Regions from separate parts of the Homo sapiens genome. Here region 2 is linked to region 1. A link is a loop called in an ENCODE intact Hi-C map of the cell type or tissue named here. Cell type or tissue: heart right ventricle. All regions are shown on one strand.

What was found. Peaks named below come from ENCODE experiments on the same cell type or tissue, not always from the same donor. Only the 100,000 strongest peaks of a DNase experiment are listed, where the experiment ranks them.
Region 2: a loop joins it to region 1, with 4 times the contacts of the local background. A loop is called at or near these places in 1 of 110 quality-filtered maps.

Annotation. Positions count from the first base shown.
Region 1 is chr3:109,253,372-109,261,371 of GRCh38, reverse strand. No RefSeq gene overlaps it. Among named protein-coding and RNA genes, the nearest start is that of DPPA2, 59 kb to the left of the region's middle. In heart right ventricle, no CTCF peak of the experiment used is centred here; a DNase peak (open chromatin) is centred at 4,823; H3K27ac peaks cover 576 bases.
Region 2 is chr3:109,190,974-109,198,973 of GRCh38, reverse strand. No RefSeq gene overlaps it. Among named protein-coding and RNA genes, the nearest start is that of LINC00488, 17 kb to the right of the region's middle. In heart right ventricle, no CTCF peak of the experiment used is centred here; no DNase peak of the experiment used is centred here.

The DNA.
Region 1 (8,000 bases):
TCACCACATTGGCAAGGATGGTCTCAATCTTGAACTCCCGGCCTCAGGTGATCCACCCACCCTGGCATCCCAAAGTGCTGGGATTACAGGCGTGAGCCACCGTGCCTGGCTCATTCTCACATTTTAAAACATTAAATCTTCTATTGTTAGTTACTATTTGTTAATTGACATTTTTCATTGTATTATGAAAAAATAAAGTGATTTGGCAGGAGACAGAATTTCAGTAAACAGGGTTGGAAGCCTGAGAGAGCATCCTGAAATAAACTTATAAGGCAGGTAAAGTGGACAGATATGACAAGTAGTTTTTTCAAAGAGTTAGCAAAAGACCACACAACTGCCTGGTTTTGCTATTTTGCTGTTTTCTTGAGCTACAGTTGAAGGCAATAAACTCAAAAGTAATTTTATTTCATATACAAAATTTATAGAGACTTCAGACTTTATATTTTTCACAGAAAATTATATTTGGCTTAATCCTTTAAAACTCCAACATGGAAAAATTTGAACATTATAACATCAGAATTGGTGCCACACATGAGCATTCCATTTGTGTGTGTGTGTGATAGGTCAAACAAAAGTGAAAATGTGCCCCTACCTCCACCTAAGGGGACAGGTTTTAGGCAAAATGTTATTTATTTGCAGCCACCCGTTCTCCTCCCTTCTCAGCCTCAAATGACAATGATGACAATTAAGAAGAGAGAGTTGATTGATGATGACAACAATAGCCACACAACAGCTAATATTTATTGAGTCTTTAATGTGTATCAGGCATTGTTCTACGTGCTTTACTAGTGAGGCTGGAGTGCAGTGGTGCAATCTCGGCTCACTGCAATCTCTGTCTCCTGGACTCAAGCGCTCCCCCAACCTCGGCCCCAAAAGTAGCTGGGACTACAGGCATGAGTCTCTACGCCTGGCTAATTTTTGTATTTTTTTTTGTAGAGACAGCGTTTCACCATGTTGCCCAGGCTGGTCTCAAACTCCTGAGCTTAAGTGATCCACTTTGCCTCCATCTCCCAAAGTGCTAGGATTACAGATATGAGCCACCATGCCCGGCCTACTAGTGTGTCATTTAAGTCTTAAAACAGTTTATGGTTAAGTGTTACTATTAAGCCTATTTTAATGAAACTGTAGCAAACTTAGTTATGTCACCTGCCCAAGCTCAGATCATTTTTAAGTAGGGCCAGAACTTTATCCCAGGGATAAATAATATTTCAGTGGACTGAGAAGTTGAATTAGGAAAAAATGAACCTAATTTTGATTTTGAGAAATCTATTGAATGTTCCACTCATAATTAATTTACAACAATGAACAAAATAAGGGAAAAAATCATCACCTAGAAGACAGATATATAGGGTTGAACAGAGAGTGACAAAGAGCGAGAGCTAGAAGATTCTTTGGGGGCCCCTCTTTCTTACATCTCAGCCTCTCCGATTCTATCAGATGAGTCCTAGCAGCATTTTCCATGCTGCACTTTTTTGTGTGTGTGATTTAACCACACATTCTTCATCAAATACGACGTCACTTCTCTGCTCCCTTTGCCAGACAATTCTCCAGAGAGCTACCTATGTTTTCTATCTCTGCTTCCCTGATTTCTTCTTTCAGCTTGCTTCAGTGAAGTTTCCTGCCCAATACGCCAAAGAAATTGCTTTTACCAAAGTCATCAATGATGTCTGTGTTGTTACCTTAAGTGCATACTTCTGGTTTTTATCTTACTATACCTCTCAATATCATCTAACAAAGTCGATTATCTTTTTCTTCACAAAACACTCCCTTTTTTGTAACATCACACTTGTCTGATTGGCCCTTTGTCATTGGCCCCTTTCTCAGTCTCTTTTACTGGCTTCTCTTGCATGAACAAACTCAAATCTAGTGTGATTTCTTCAACTTTGTCCCTAGCCAGTGCCTGGCCTTTGAGAGTATTCAATAAATATTTGCTGGATGTATGAATGAATGAATGGGTAGATGAATAAGTAAATTTGTGAATGAATGAAATTATATAGAAGCACATAGGCGATAAAGCTTAACTTTGCCAACAGCAATCAGAAAAGTTTTCCTTGAGAAGGTAAGAACTGACCTATCTTGAGACATGAGTCAAGATTTGTCTGGTGGCTAGGCCTAGAGGCTCAGATTTATAACCCCAGCACTTTGGGAGGCCTGAGGGGGAGGAATGTTTGAGACCAGGAGTTCAAGACCTGCTGGGGCAACATAGTGAGATTCCTTCTGTAGAAAAAATTTTAAAAAATTCCCCAGGCATAACCAAGTGCTGTGGCTCACGCCTGTAATCCCAGCACTTTGGGAGGCCGAGGTGGGCAGATTACGAGGTCAGGAGATTGAGACCATCCCGGCTAACATAGTGAAACCCCGTCTCTACTAAAAATACAAAAAATTAGCTGGGCGTGGTGACACACGCCTGTAGTCCCAGCTACTCGGGAGGTTGAGGCAGGAGAATCGCTTGAACCTGGGAGGTGGAGGTTGCAGTGAACCGAGATTGCGCCACTCACTGCACTCTAGCCTGGTGTGACAGAGCGAGACTCTCTCTCAGAAAAAATAAAAATAAAAAAAAAATTACCCAGGCATGGTGGTGCCCATCCATAGTCCTAGCTACTAAGGAGGTTGAGGCAGTAGGATCGCTTGGGCCCAGGAATTGTGAGCCGTGATTATGCCATTGTACCCCAGCCTGGGTGACAGAGTCAGACCCTGTCTCTAAAAAAAAAAAAAAAAAAAGATTTGTTTGGTGAACAAATAAGGCATTCCAGAAATGAATATTCTTAGAAAATTAACTTACAGCTTACCATTTCTTAGGAAGCTATGGGAGAATGTACTATTCCAGAAGGAGAAAACTGAGAGAGAGAAAAATGAACTTCAGGATACCCAACACAAGTGAGAGAAAAGGGAATATCATGGAAGAATGATAGAGGGATGCTGTGATGATGGCTAGGCAGCAGGCCTAGAGTTGAGTAGTCCAGTTTTGATGGGAAGGTCAGAGCACCACAAAGAAATGAAATTAGTATAATGCACTTCTACCAGTGACATTAAGTCTGCTAGATACCCAGAAACCCAGGTAATGTAGGTACATATTAAGTAAACTAAAAAGTTATACAAAAAGAAAAAAAGCATCATGGCTTAGGTTCGAAAGTATTTAACATAGTCATTATGATGCAATACTGAATATTTTATTAAAATTAAGTTTTATCTTTATAAGAAGGATGAAAGAAAGAGAAAAATCTGTACTTTGGGGAGGGATAAGCATGAAAGGAAGCTAAGTTCTCATGTTCTGCAGAGGAAATTTAATAAATGACTAAAATTAAAAATTATCAATTAGCATTATAAATATATTAATTGCAGATAAGGAGTTAAATGCTAAAATTAAAAGCCAGAATAGTTGGAAATGGTTGCCCCTATGGAAGAGAAAGAAAAGGGGAGGGATCAATTGATTACTGCTTTTCAGAATAAACCATGTAGAAATATTTTGCATTAAAATATATGTTAAAAAGAATAAAATTAGGCAGAAGAGAGATAAAACAACATGATTAAACAATTCAGTTTTCAACATTCATTTCTGAGTGTGGTGCCAAAACTCTTGTTTCAATGTGGGAGAGTTTTAAAAAGGATTGGTGAAGAAGTTGAGGGCTTTGTATTTAATTCAACTTCATAAAAATAATCCTCTGTCAATTGATGTAATCTCAGAATTGCTTCTTAGAAGGTGAGGATGGGACCACAGGCAGACCTAACTGGCTGCCTATTATCTTTTAAGGAAATTACTTTCTAAGCTCCTATGCTCCTGAACAAGAAACAGCACACAAACCAGCACTAGAGGAAAGGACAAAATTCCATGAACACTATGTTTTCTCCAGTCCAGAGCATGGGTCGCTATGCAACCGTTGATATTTCCTGACCACAACTAGACTTCTGGTATAATTCAGGAAGCTGGGTCATTATCCTAACCTTCAGAATGAGTAATAAAACATCTAATTTTCTAAATGTGACATTGTTAGTCTTGGGTAAAGCTGGTTTCTCTGGCTTCTTGGTCTATTTTTAGTACTTTTTCTAAATTCAGAAAATGTGAAACTCTTTAAGACAAAAACTTTTGTCTGTGACACTGTAAATTATTTTATTAACAGATTCTGGGCAAATCCTAAGATAATTCTAAAAATAACACTGAAAAATGTTACAAATAATTTTTGTACATATTTTACTTCACAGATGTAGATTCTTGCCCTTGGACTCCATTATTCTTTAAGTATTTTCCATGTTTCTAGACAACATTTATGGTCCTTTGAACTCTTCTAAAGTAGAAATTTGTTTACAGCAAGAATAGAGTAGTATAAAAACAGGTTGTAATGTATTGCTTTCACAAGTGATACACTTATCAGGATGCTGCTCCAGCATCACAAAAGCTTATCAAAATGATTGTAAAATGTAATTTTAAATAATGTTTTGAACAACATTGACCATATGTAATGGTTAATATTGAGTGTCAACCTGATTGGAGTGAGGATGCAAAGTATTGTTCCTGGGTGTGTGTGTGAGGGTGTTGCCAAAGGAGATTATCATTTTAGTCAGTGGACTAGGAGAGGCAGACCCACCCTCATTCTGGGTGGGCAGCATCTAGTCAGCTGCCAGTGCAGCTAGGATAAACGTAGGCAGAGGAACATGGAAGGACTAGACTGGCTGAGTCTTCTGGCCTCCATCTTTCTCCTGTGCTGGATGCTTCCTGTCTTTGAAATTAGACTCCAAGTTCTTCAGCTTTTGGAATCTTGGACCTACACCAGTGGTTTATCAGGGGCTCTTGGGCCTTCGGCCACAGACTGAAGGCTGCACTGTCGGCTTCCCTACTTTTGAGGTTTTGGGACTTGGACTGGCTTCCTTGCTCCTCAACTTGCAGACAGCCTATTGTGGGACTTCACCTTGTGGATGTGTGAGTCAGTACTCCCTTTTTTTTGAGACGGAGTCTCCCTCTATTGCCCAGGCTGGAGTGCGGTGGCACAATCTCAGCTCACTGCAACCTCCGCTTCCTGGGTTCAAGCAATTCTCCTGCCTCAGCCTCCTGAATAGCTGGGACTACAGGCATGCACCACCACGCCCGGCTAGTTTTTTTGGTATTTTTAGTAGAGATGGGGTTTCACCATGTTGGCCAGGCTGGTCAGTACTCCTTAATAAACTCCTTTCATGTACACATCTATCCCATTAGTCCTCTCCCTCTAGAGAACCTGATTAATACACCACACCATTTAACAATTGCTCCCTGATTCTGTTTTAAAATATGAGCTGTGGATTTTGTTTTCTTTCTTTCTTTTCTTTTGGCTGGGGTTGGGGAGAGATTTTGGATGAGCTGTAGATTTTCTTATAAGATACTACTCAATGTATATTTTTCAGTATAATGAGGTATTTGTTGTACTAGTTCCCTAAAGCAGAGCCTGCAGATAAAAAGCTGTATCTGTAGCTGTCTGAGCAGCATGTGACTTAGTACCCAGTTTCAAAATGCCTGGGTTCAAATCCCATCTCTAATACTTGTAAACTCTGTGACCTCAGGTAAATTTCTTAACCTCTCTGTGACTCAGTTTTATCATTGTAAAATGGAGGGATTAAAAGTACTAATGTCATTATGCTGTTATGAGGATAAAAATTGGAACCGCAGCTGGCACATTGTAAGAATCATATGAATTTTAGCTTTATAAATGTAGTCATTATTATTGGAAAGTGGGGTTGATTTGTAGACATCGTTGACTCTCTTAGTCTCAGCTGTTGGGGGGAAGCAAAAGCTACCTCCCATGCTTCAACTTGCAAACATGCTGTAAGCTGCCAGTTTCTGCCTCAGTGTATGCTCAGTCTTCTTTAGAATGTAGTTTCCTATGCAGCCCTCTGAAGGGAAAGCTGAGAAAATGTACACGGGAAAAGGGAAGTAGTAATCACTTTGACAAATTAATTAAAGTCAAATGTTAAAGAAAACCAAACACGTCGAGGCACGGTGGCTTACACCTGTAATCCTAGCACTTTGGGAGGCCAAGGCGGGTGGATCACCTGAGGTCAGGATTTGAGACCAGCCTGGCCAACATGGCAAAACCCCATCTCTACTAAAATTACAAAAATTAACTGGGCATGGTGGCAGGTGTCTGTAATCCCAGCTACTCAAGAGGCTGAGGCAGGAGAATCACTTGAACCTGGGGGGCGGAGAGTGTAGTGAGCCAAGATTGCGTTATTGCCCTCCAGACTGGGCAATAGAGCGAGACTCCCTCTCAAAAAAAAAAAAAAAAAAAAACGGAAACCAAGTACTTGATTCTTGCCTTCAAATTTGGAGACAAAAGATTTAGACACCCATATCATTCAGCTGCAAACATCAGAACACACAGCTAACGGTGGTTTAAGCAATAACGATCTTTGTTATCTTGTTTAATCAGCAGTCAGGAGGCAGGTAGTTCCCGGTTATGGGCAAAGGCTGAATGAACTCAACAACAAGATACAGGATGTTCTCTCTTTTGGCTTTGGCAAGTTTAATTATTCTGCAACACAGCTCCTGTAGCTTTAAGCATCATATCCCCAACCTTGGCATTCCAAGGAGGAATAAGGGGACAAGTTGGAGGAAAAAGGAGTTTCTTTCTTACTTGGGAGGAAAAGTTTTCCTAGAAAACTTCCGGTAAATTCTGTTTTAAATTTAATTGCAAGAAAAGGGTCCCATGGCCATGGCTAGCTTCACTGAAAATTGGGAAAGTAAATGGAAAAATGCAGTGGAATTGACATGATTGGCTTATTAGCAGTAAGGATTGATTAGGTGTGTCTGAAATCATCATCATCCCTAATAAAACTGGTGTTCTGCAGGTAAGGAGGGCAACAGCTGTCATGTGGGCAAATGACCTTTCTGTCACAGAGCCTGGAACAATTAGGGAACTATACACAGAAATTACACTGAAGTAGATATTCAATTGATAAAATGGGGAATAATCTTTAGGCAGCTGTATTAGTCTATTCTTGCATTGCTGTAAAGAACTACCTGAGGCTGGGTAATTTATAAAGAAAAGGGTTTAATTGGCTCACAGTTCTGCAGGCTGTATAGGAGGCATGGCTGGGGAGGCCTCTGGAAACTTACAATCACGGCAAAAGGCGAAAAGGAAGGAGGCACGTCTTACATGGCCAGAGCAGGAGGAAGCAAGAGAAGCGGGAGTTGCTACACACTTTTAAACGACCAGATCTCATGGGAACTCACTCAGTATCATGAGAACAGCAAGGGCGAAATCCGTCCCATGATCCAGTCACCTCCCATCAGGCCCCTGCTCCAACACTGGAGATTACAATTCGGCAGGAGATTTGGGTGGGGACCCAAATCCAAACCGTATCAGCAGCATAGGAAACACAAAGGCAAACAGAATATTGTGGAATCACATGGAAGACAACATGGAGCAAATAAGACTTTCATTTTGTCTTAAATAATTAAACTAGGCTACTGCTAGAGGATCCGGTCAAGCCTCAAATGTCCCTGTGCCTTCTGAACATTTGGATATGGTATTCTGTATTCTCAGTGAATGCTGCATCTTTCCACGCAGTAGAGTAAACCAGAATTCTGTGGTTATCCTTGACTGCTCCTTCATCTCCCACATCCAGTCAGTACCTACCTTCTCTCTCTCTCTCTTTTTGTTATTTTTTTAGAAGGGGTCCTGCAATGTCACCCAGGCTGAGTGTAGTCATGCAATCGCAGCCTACTGCAGCCTCAACTTTCGGGTCTCAGGACATCCTTTCACCTCAATGTCCTGAGTAGCTGGGATCACAGGCACATGGCACCATACCCAGCTAATTTAAAAAATCTTCTGTAGAGGTGGGGGTCTCACTATGTTGCCCAGGTTGGTCTCGAACTCCTAGGCTCAAGCAGTTCTCCCACCTTGGCCTCCCAAAATGCTGGGATTATAGGCATGAGCCATTGCACCTAGCTGAGTACCTACCTTAAAAAAAGAGGCTTATGGCCGGATGCGGTGGCTCACACCTGTAATCCCAGCACTCTGGAAGGCCGAAGT
Region 2 (8,000 bases), 62 kb after region 1:
GATGGCCATGTGGCCTCTCCAACTTTTCAGGGATTGCTGCTTGAAAGCCTGAAACCAGGCAGTGAAAGGCAGTTGGGGAAACTTAACTTGGCCTTCACGAACCCTGCTATGCCTTTGTTACCCGTATGGATGTCAAAATTGAGGTCTGGGAGCTGTTATGTCCAGTCAAAGAAGGGAAACAAGCCAGTGGTATTCACCAGCCATTGTCTGTTGGATTGCAACCTCATATACTACTCACACCTTGGTAATTTCACCTAAGACAAACCATTACTGACAAATTTCAGGGACACGTAAATGAGGTGGATTTGAGGTATGAATGAATAGCAATATACTTAAATTCATGCTCATCCAGACCTAACCAGACACCATGGTGAGTGGTTGACCTAGCTGACATATTTAGTGTTTATTATAAATCAGGCCTCAGCATCAACATATGTGGCTGCACATCCCTAAAGATTCTTTATATATGATGGTAAGAGCATTGCTCAAAAGGAGTCAAAGCAATTTATGATTCGTAAGTCCTCTTGAAGGACTTATGGCCAAAATTTTGGTGTTCCTTGTAATACAAATGGTATATTTTCCTGGTTTTCATTTACTTGCTCTTTAAAAATATGTTTATTATTACAGATATAGTATGTGTGTGATGTAGAAAACTAATATAGGCAGGAGAAAAATAAAACTTTACATTCCCTCCACCTGGATATCCTCTTTGTAATACCTTAGTGCCTTTTCTTTTAGAGCTTTCTCTATGCACGTAATATGTACATATATAGACTCATACATATGTGTAATATATATATACAAAATACTGTTATACTGTTAGTACCTGCTTTATATATATGTGTAGAAATAATTTCAAACTTACAGAAAAGTTGCAAAAATAAAAATAGTACAAATAACACTCATATACCTTTTTCCCAGATTCATCAATTATTAACATTTAACTCCATTTGCTTTATCATTTGTGATATCTGTCTAGATTTTTTTCCCTGGAAACCATTCAAGGGTAAACTTTATATATCATGGCACTTTGCCCTTCTTTTTTAATGTTTTAATTTTTTATTAAAAAAAATTTTTGTAGAGACTGGGTCTCACTATACTGTCCAGGCTGGTCTTGAACTCCTGGCTTCAAGCAATCCTCCTGTCTCAGCCTCCAAAAGTGTTCGGATTACAGGCATGAGCCACTGCATTCAGCCCCTTAAATACTTCCACTGCATGGCTAGGTTTTCTTCTAGGGTTTTTATCCATTGTGGAAGACAGTGTGGCAATTCCTCAAGGATCTAGAACCAGAAATATCATTTGACCCAGCAATCTCATTACTGGGTATATACCCAAAGGATTATAAATCATTCTGTTATAAAGACACATGCACACATATGTTTATTGCAGCACTATTTACAGTAGCAAAGACTTGGAACCAACCCAAATGCCCATCAATGATAGACTGGATTAAGAAAATGTGGTACATGTAAACCATGGAATACTATACAGCCATAAAAAAGATGAGTTCATGTCCTTTGCAGGGACATGGATGAAGCTGGAAACCATCATTCTCAGCAAACTAACAGAGGAACAGAAAACCAAACACTGCATGTTCTCACTCATAAGTGGGAGTTGAACAATGAGAACACATGGACACAGGGAGAGGAACAACACACACCAGGGCCTGTCAGGGGGTGGGGGCTAGGGGAGGGAGAGCATTAGGACAAATACCTAATGTAGATGATGGTTGACGGGTGCAGCACACCACCATGGCACGTGTAAACTTATGTAACAAACCTGCACGTTCTGCACTGTATCCCAGAACTTAAAGTATATATATATTTTATGTATATATAATATATATTATATATATATACATACATATATAAAACTTCCACTGTGTTCAGCTCCTTAAATACTTCTGAGGGTACTTTCTAAGACTTCCTGTTTTTAAGAGGCCTAGATAGTAGGTAACTTGGATTACTGGAGGAAGGAAAATACTTTAGATTTCATCTAGAATTGAGATAAGACGCTAGATGATATTAAGTTCAAAAGTAAGCCTTGCATTCATTGCATCCAGCAAAAAGCCTGCCTCTGCTGACTGCTTCCTTGGTCTACTCAAAGCAGGGTAGTCCATGGAAACTGTTGTGCATGGATTTTTCTGACCTTGGATGCTGGTACTTATAATCTGATCTAGTTACCTGGGTTTTGTTTTTTGTTTAACCTGCTATTTTATCCGAGAAAAGATGTTATAAACATGAGTATTTAAAGTCCAGGGGGTTCCAACTTCCCTTCTTAAAAACTAAATTATTTTCCAGCCTCTAGACAAGGTGTGATCTAGAAAGCTTGCTTGAAAATAAAGAGGAAAGGCAGATTTACTTTGGGCGGTGAAAGAAGGAAAAAAGAGGAGAAAGGAAGGAAGAAAGAGGAGTAAGAAAGGGAGGAAGGTCATGAGATACAAAGCATATACAGTACATATAATTTCTAATTTTTCTGGAATCAACAGCGTGCTTTATACTCTAATTTCAAATGGTGTGACTTCCCAAAAAGTCAGTTTCACAAAAGTAAATTAATAATTCTTGAGCCAAATGGAAATGGCTTTGATTACTGTGCTCCTTCTCATTTCTGATAGTGCCAATAATCAGAAGCTACAGAATAAAAGAAGGCTTAGATTCTCCAGCTATAGACAATAAGGCTGAGGACAATGCCACACATCAATTAAGATCTCATGGTAAATCAGTAATAAAACTAGGAATTAAACTTTCATGTTCTAACTTCCAGTGTTAGAGTCACTAATTTACACTGTTCTGCTTCTACTGAGCACTGATTATTTTAAATATAGAGAAGTTCTACTCTTTTACAATGCTAAGCACACTACTTATTGTGTTGTATTCATGGTATCACTGGTGGTAGAAATGAAAAAGCCCAATTAGGTCATCTTGTCCTCTTCCTGGGGACGGGACTATGTCTATTCAACTACAATGACTCAGCTGATGAAAATTTCATTGTGGGCTGAGAACTCATTGCAGAACTCAGCCTGCAGTAGAAATCAGGCTGAATGGGATGATGGGTTTATTAAAAAAAAAAAAATCAAGGCAGAATAAGATGGAGACCAGGAAAGCAGCAGAGGGGTAGATGACTTGCAGCATCACAGAGCTGTGAGTGACTGTTAGAGCTCATCATTCACCATGGACAAACCTAATGAATTTAGTCTAAGCACAGCTGGAAAATATTGCATATCTTCCTTAGAAAGGCTTTTTAACAGCTGAGTTCCTGACCTTCCCTGAAGTCAGTTTTCTTTAGTTTTATTCTCATAGCTAAATTTAAAATCAGTACAGAAATAAAAAAGTCTGGTAGAGAATGGGTTTTTCTTTAAAACATGGGACATTTTAGCTCCCTGATATCTCAGCAGCTTTCCATGACTTCATCTTCTGCTTTGTAACTTGGCAAATCATTAGAAATGACTTTATTATTGTCCCATCCAATCTGATGGAGATCCCTTAGGCTTCACATCTCAGCTTCTTATTTTGTTACCTCTTTAACTCTCTCAACTCCCCTGTCCACTCCCTTCTCTCATTGGCCTGCTTCCTGTTTTTCAAACGGCCTGCGGAATTTCCTGCCCCAGTGCCTTTGTACCGGCTTGGATTGCTCTTCCTCAAATATAGGCCTCACATCCTTAGGCCACTTCTTTCAGGTCCTTACTCATCTTCTTGGTGACGCCTTTCTGGAAACCTTATTTAAAGTTTTAATCTTCCTCTTTAATACGCACAATCAGAAGCACTCATTCTATTTTACAGAAAAAGGTGTTGCCCCATAAAAAAGATAATTAAAAAATAATCTAATATATACAATCCCTTTTTCTTGTGCTATTTTTCTCTCCTTAGTACTTACCACATTCCAACCCAGAATTTACATTTAAATTATTACCCGTTTCTGCTCCTCTGTGCTAGACTATCATAAGCTCCATGAGGGTAGAAATATTTATCTTTCTACTTTCTGTTCCATTTTTTGTGATCCATAAGACTGGCTGACATTCAATAAATATTAAATAAAGGAATGTATGGATAAAGTTAGCTTTTGAGGAGAGGAGTATATCAGGGCTCCCATAGCCTGAAGGACTTTTTTAACATCAACTCAATGAATTCCCATACCTCACCTTCACCACTCTGTTATTATACCTAAGATGAGAAAACCCTTGCAGAGCAATTCAGTTTGAAATCTCAAGCTTTAACAACAACAACAAAAATGCTACCTAAAAGAACAAATTCTTATTGAGGATGCTAGGACCTTGATTTGGGGGCATGGGTATGGTAAAAGAGGCAGTTCAACTCCCAAAATTTGTGCAAAAGAAAAAGTAATCTATACAATCTGAGATTTTATAACTAGAAACCTTTCTAGATATTTATTTTGGATTCTAATAATTGGCACAGTGATGTAAGTATGAGGATAATCTATTAATTTTCCCGACATCTATTTACATAGTGTAATTTTCACCCAGCCACATTGACTGAGTTAATTCATATTCTTTCCTAGGAGCTTCAGGCTCTGGAAAATAGACCGAATGTATCTGTCGGCCTCTTTTCCATTCAAGTTGTATGAATCTATTGCCTATTTACTAAAATAAAAAGGAAATGTATAGACTTTTAACAAAAGGATCAACTATAAATTTGTTGAATAGTTCCTCAGATGTTTTATGTGAGAGCTTGCGTCCTGGTATGTGGAGTTGAATCAACAGCTTCTGTTCCTTGAGATGTCACCACACAGAACCATGGGAATTTAACTGTTTTGTGAAATGGATATATATATATATATATATATATATATATATATATATATATAATAAATATATAATATAATATACTATATACTATATATGGATATATAATATATGTATTATAATTTGTACACTTATATATTTATAAATTTATACTTATAAATTATAATTTATATATTGTATATATTTATAAAATATATAATATAATACATATATTATACAATATATTATATAATATATGTTTTATATTTTATAAATATACATTTATATAATATATATATTTTTTACTTTTTTATTATTATACTTTAAGTTTTAGGGTACATGTGCACAACGTGCAGGTTAGTTACATATGTATACATGTGCCATGTTGGTGTGCTGCACCCAGTAACTCGTCATTTAACATTAGGTATATCTCCTAATGCTATCCCTCCCCCCTCCCCCCACCCCGCAACAGGCCCCAGTTATAATATATATTATATATGTTTTATATTTTATAAATACATATATTTATAAAAGAGGTAGGGACTTCTGAGTTCAACTTTTCCTATTTATCACTACTACAAGTGAGACTCATGGGGGTTAAGTGACTTGTGTAAGGTCACAAGATAAATAGTTAATTGTAGGACTTCACTAGAACCTGCCTCCTGACCCATTTCTCCAACCGTGTCTTTGTTTTAGCTAATGCTATGACCATCTGCCCAAGCGGGAATCATGAACTCCATCCTCCTTATCCACTGGGAGGTCAGTTCTGCCCTAGAACTGTTACCGAATAGAGTTGCCCAGGTTCTCGGCCTGTTGAACAAATAATTGAACAAAATGCACAAAGTAACAAAAGAATGAAGCAACCAAAGCCAACGCAACAGAATAAGGGAGTAATGAAAGCACAGATGTATTGAAGACAACTCACTGAGTGGGACTGGGCTCCAGCAAGCTGCACAAGAGCCTCTCCAGTTAGGATTTTTATAAAGCCAAAAGAACTTGGCAACACCCCTAGGTGCCCTTTAGAGGCCTCCAATTGGTTACATCCTATGAAGGATTGGCCTGCAACCAATCAGAGGCTGAAGTAGAAATATCTGTCTTGTCACAGGATTGAAGATATGGCCTGTACGCAGCCCAGTCTTGCCTAGAACTGGCTGCACCTGCTGTTCCTTTGCTTATGCCCCAACCCTTGGCTACCCTAATTCCCTATTCTCCTGCCTCAGAACTATCTTCTGATCTGTCCATGTCTTTTACTCCTTTGTCATTTTTTGGTTGGACTCTAGCAACAATCTACTGAATGATTTCCTTGCTCCATGTTTCTCTTATTTCTAACCCACTCTCCTTCTATACAGTTTCCAAAGAAACAATTATGATCACATCCCTTTTGTTTGTAAAGACATCCAAATCCTTCAATATGGATCCAAAACCCTAATTAATCTCCTTTCAGAATACCTATTCATCTTTATTTTTACCATACTCCTTGTCCAACCCCAACCTAATATTATGAGCTTTATGTCATTCTTCAAACATGTCATGCTGTTTAAGTCTCTATGTCATTAGATTTCTTTCTTTCTTTTTTATTTTTTCTTTTGTGAGATGGAGTCTCACTCTGTCACCCAGGCTGGAGTGCAGTGGTGTGACCTCAACCCACTGCAATCTCCGCCTCCCAGGTTCAAGCAATTCTCCTGCCTCAGCCTCCCAAGTTGCTGGGACTACAGGTGTCTGCCACCACACCCGGCTAATTTTTGTATTATTAGTAGAGACGGGTTTCAACATGTTGGCCATGCTGGTCTCAAACTCCTGACCTCAGGTGATCCGCCTGCCTTGGCCTCCCAAAGTGCTGGGATTACAGAAGTGAGCCACCGTGCCCAACCAAGCCACTGCGCCCGGCATCTATGTCATTAGATTTCGATTTTCTTTTGTTGTTGTTGTTGTTGTTGGTTTGTTTTTGTTTGTTTGTTTGTTTTGAGACGGAGTTTCGCTCTTGTAGCCCAGGCTGGAGTGCAATGGCATGATCTCGGCTAACTGCAACCTCCGCCTCCCAGGTTCAAGCGATTCTCCTGCCTCAGCCTCCTGAGTAGCTGGAATTACAGGCATGGGCCACCAAGCCCGGCTAATTTTGTATTTTTAGTAGAGACGGGGTTTCTGCATGTTGGTCAGCTGGTCTCGAACTCCCGACATCAGGTGATCCGCTAGCCTTGGCCTCCCAAAGTGCTGGGATTACAGGCGTGAACCACTGTGACCGGCCTCGATTTGTATATATATATATAATGAAAAAACTTACCTGTGTCTCATACAAGATACAAATTTAAATTTCTCTTACATAAAAAAAGCCAAGAATGAGGCAGTCCAAGGATGGTGTGGCAGCCCCACAGGTATCAAGGCCCCAGACTCCTATTTCTCTGTTTTACCACCCCCAGCACATGACTTAAGTACACCCCATAATTTAAGTACACCTCATAATTCAAGGTGGTTTCTAGGACTTCAGCCATCACATTTGAGTTCCAGGCTGAAAGCAAAAACAAGAAAAATATTCATTCCTTCCCCTTTAAGAAGACTTCTTGGAAGTCTCACATATTTACTCACATCTCACTGGCCAGAAATTAGTCACATTATTATTAGTCAGAATGTAGATTTTTAACAGGGTATGCTGTCCCCCTTCCCCCAAAATAGGGTTTTTGATAGAAAGAAGTCTTACTCACAGTTTTAGGGGCCAGCTCAAATGCTTTCATGCTTTTCTAACTTTTCCATGCAGAGGAGGTTCCCCTCATGCTTACCAAACATTTAGTTTTCATTATCGATTGATGGATGGATGGATGGATAGATAGGTAGATAGATGATAGATAATCAATAATCAACAGATAAATTCAGGTACAAACACACACACATGCACACACACACATACACACACACATATATATATAAACACTTACGTTTTCCTTATCAAAGGAGCTCCTTATAAATAGAGATCATGGCTTACTCAACTTTTTATCTTGGCACTGAGCATGGAGTAGGCCTTCATAAATGTTTGTTGAATAAATGCATTGATGCTTACATAAATAAACCAGCCGGGCGCAGTGGCTCACACCTGTAAACCCAGCACTTTGGGAGGCTGAGGCGGGTGGATCACGAGGTCAGGAGTTCAAGGTCAGCCTGGCCAAGATCGTGAAACCCCGTCTCTACTAAAACTACAAAAATTAGCTAGGGGTGGTGGCGGGTGCCTGTAATCCCAGCTACTCCGGAGGCTGAGGCAGGAGAATAGCTT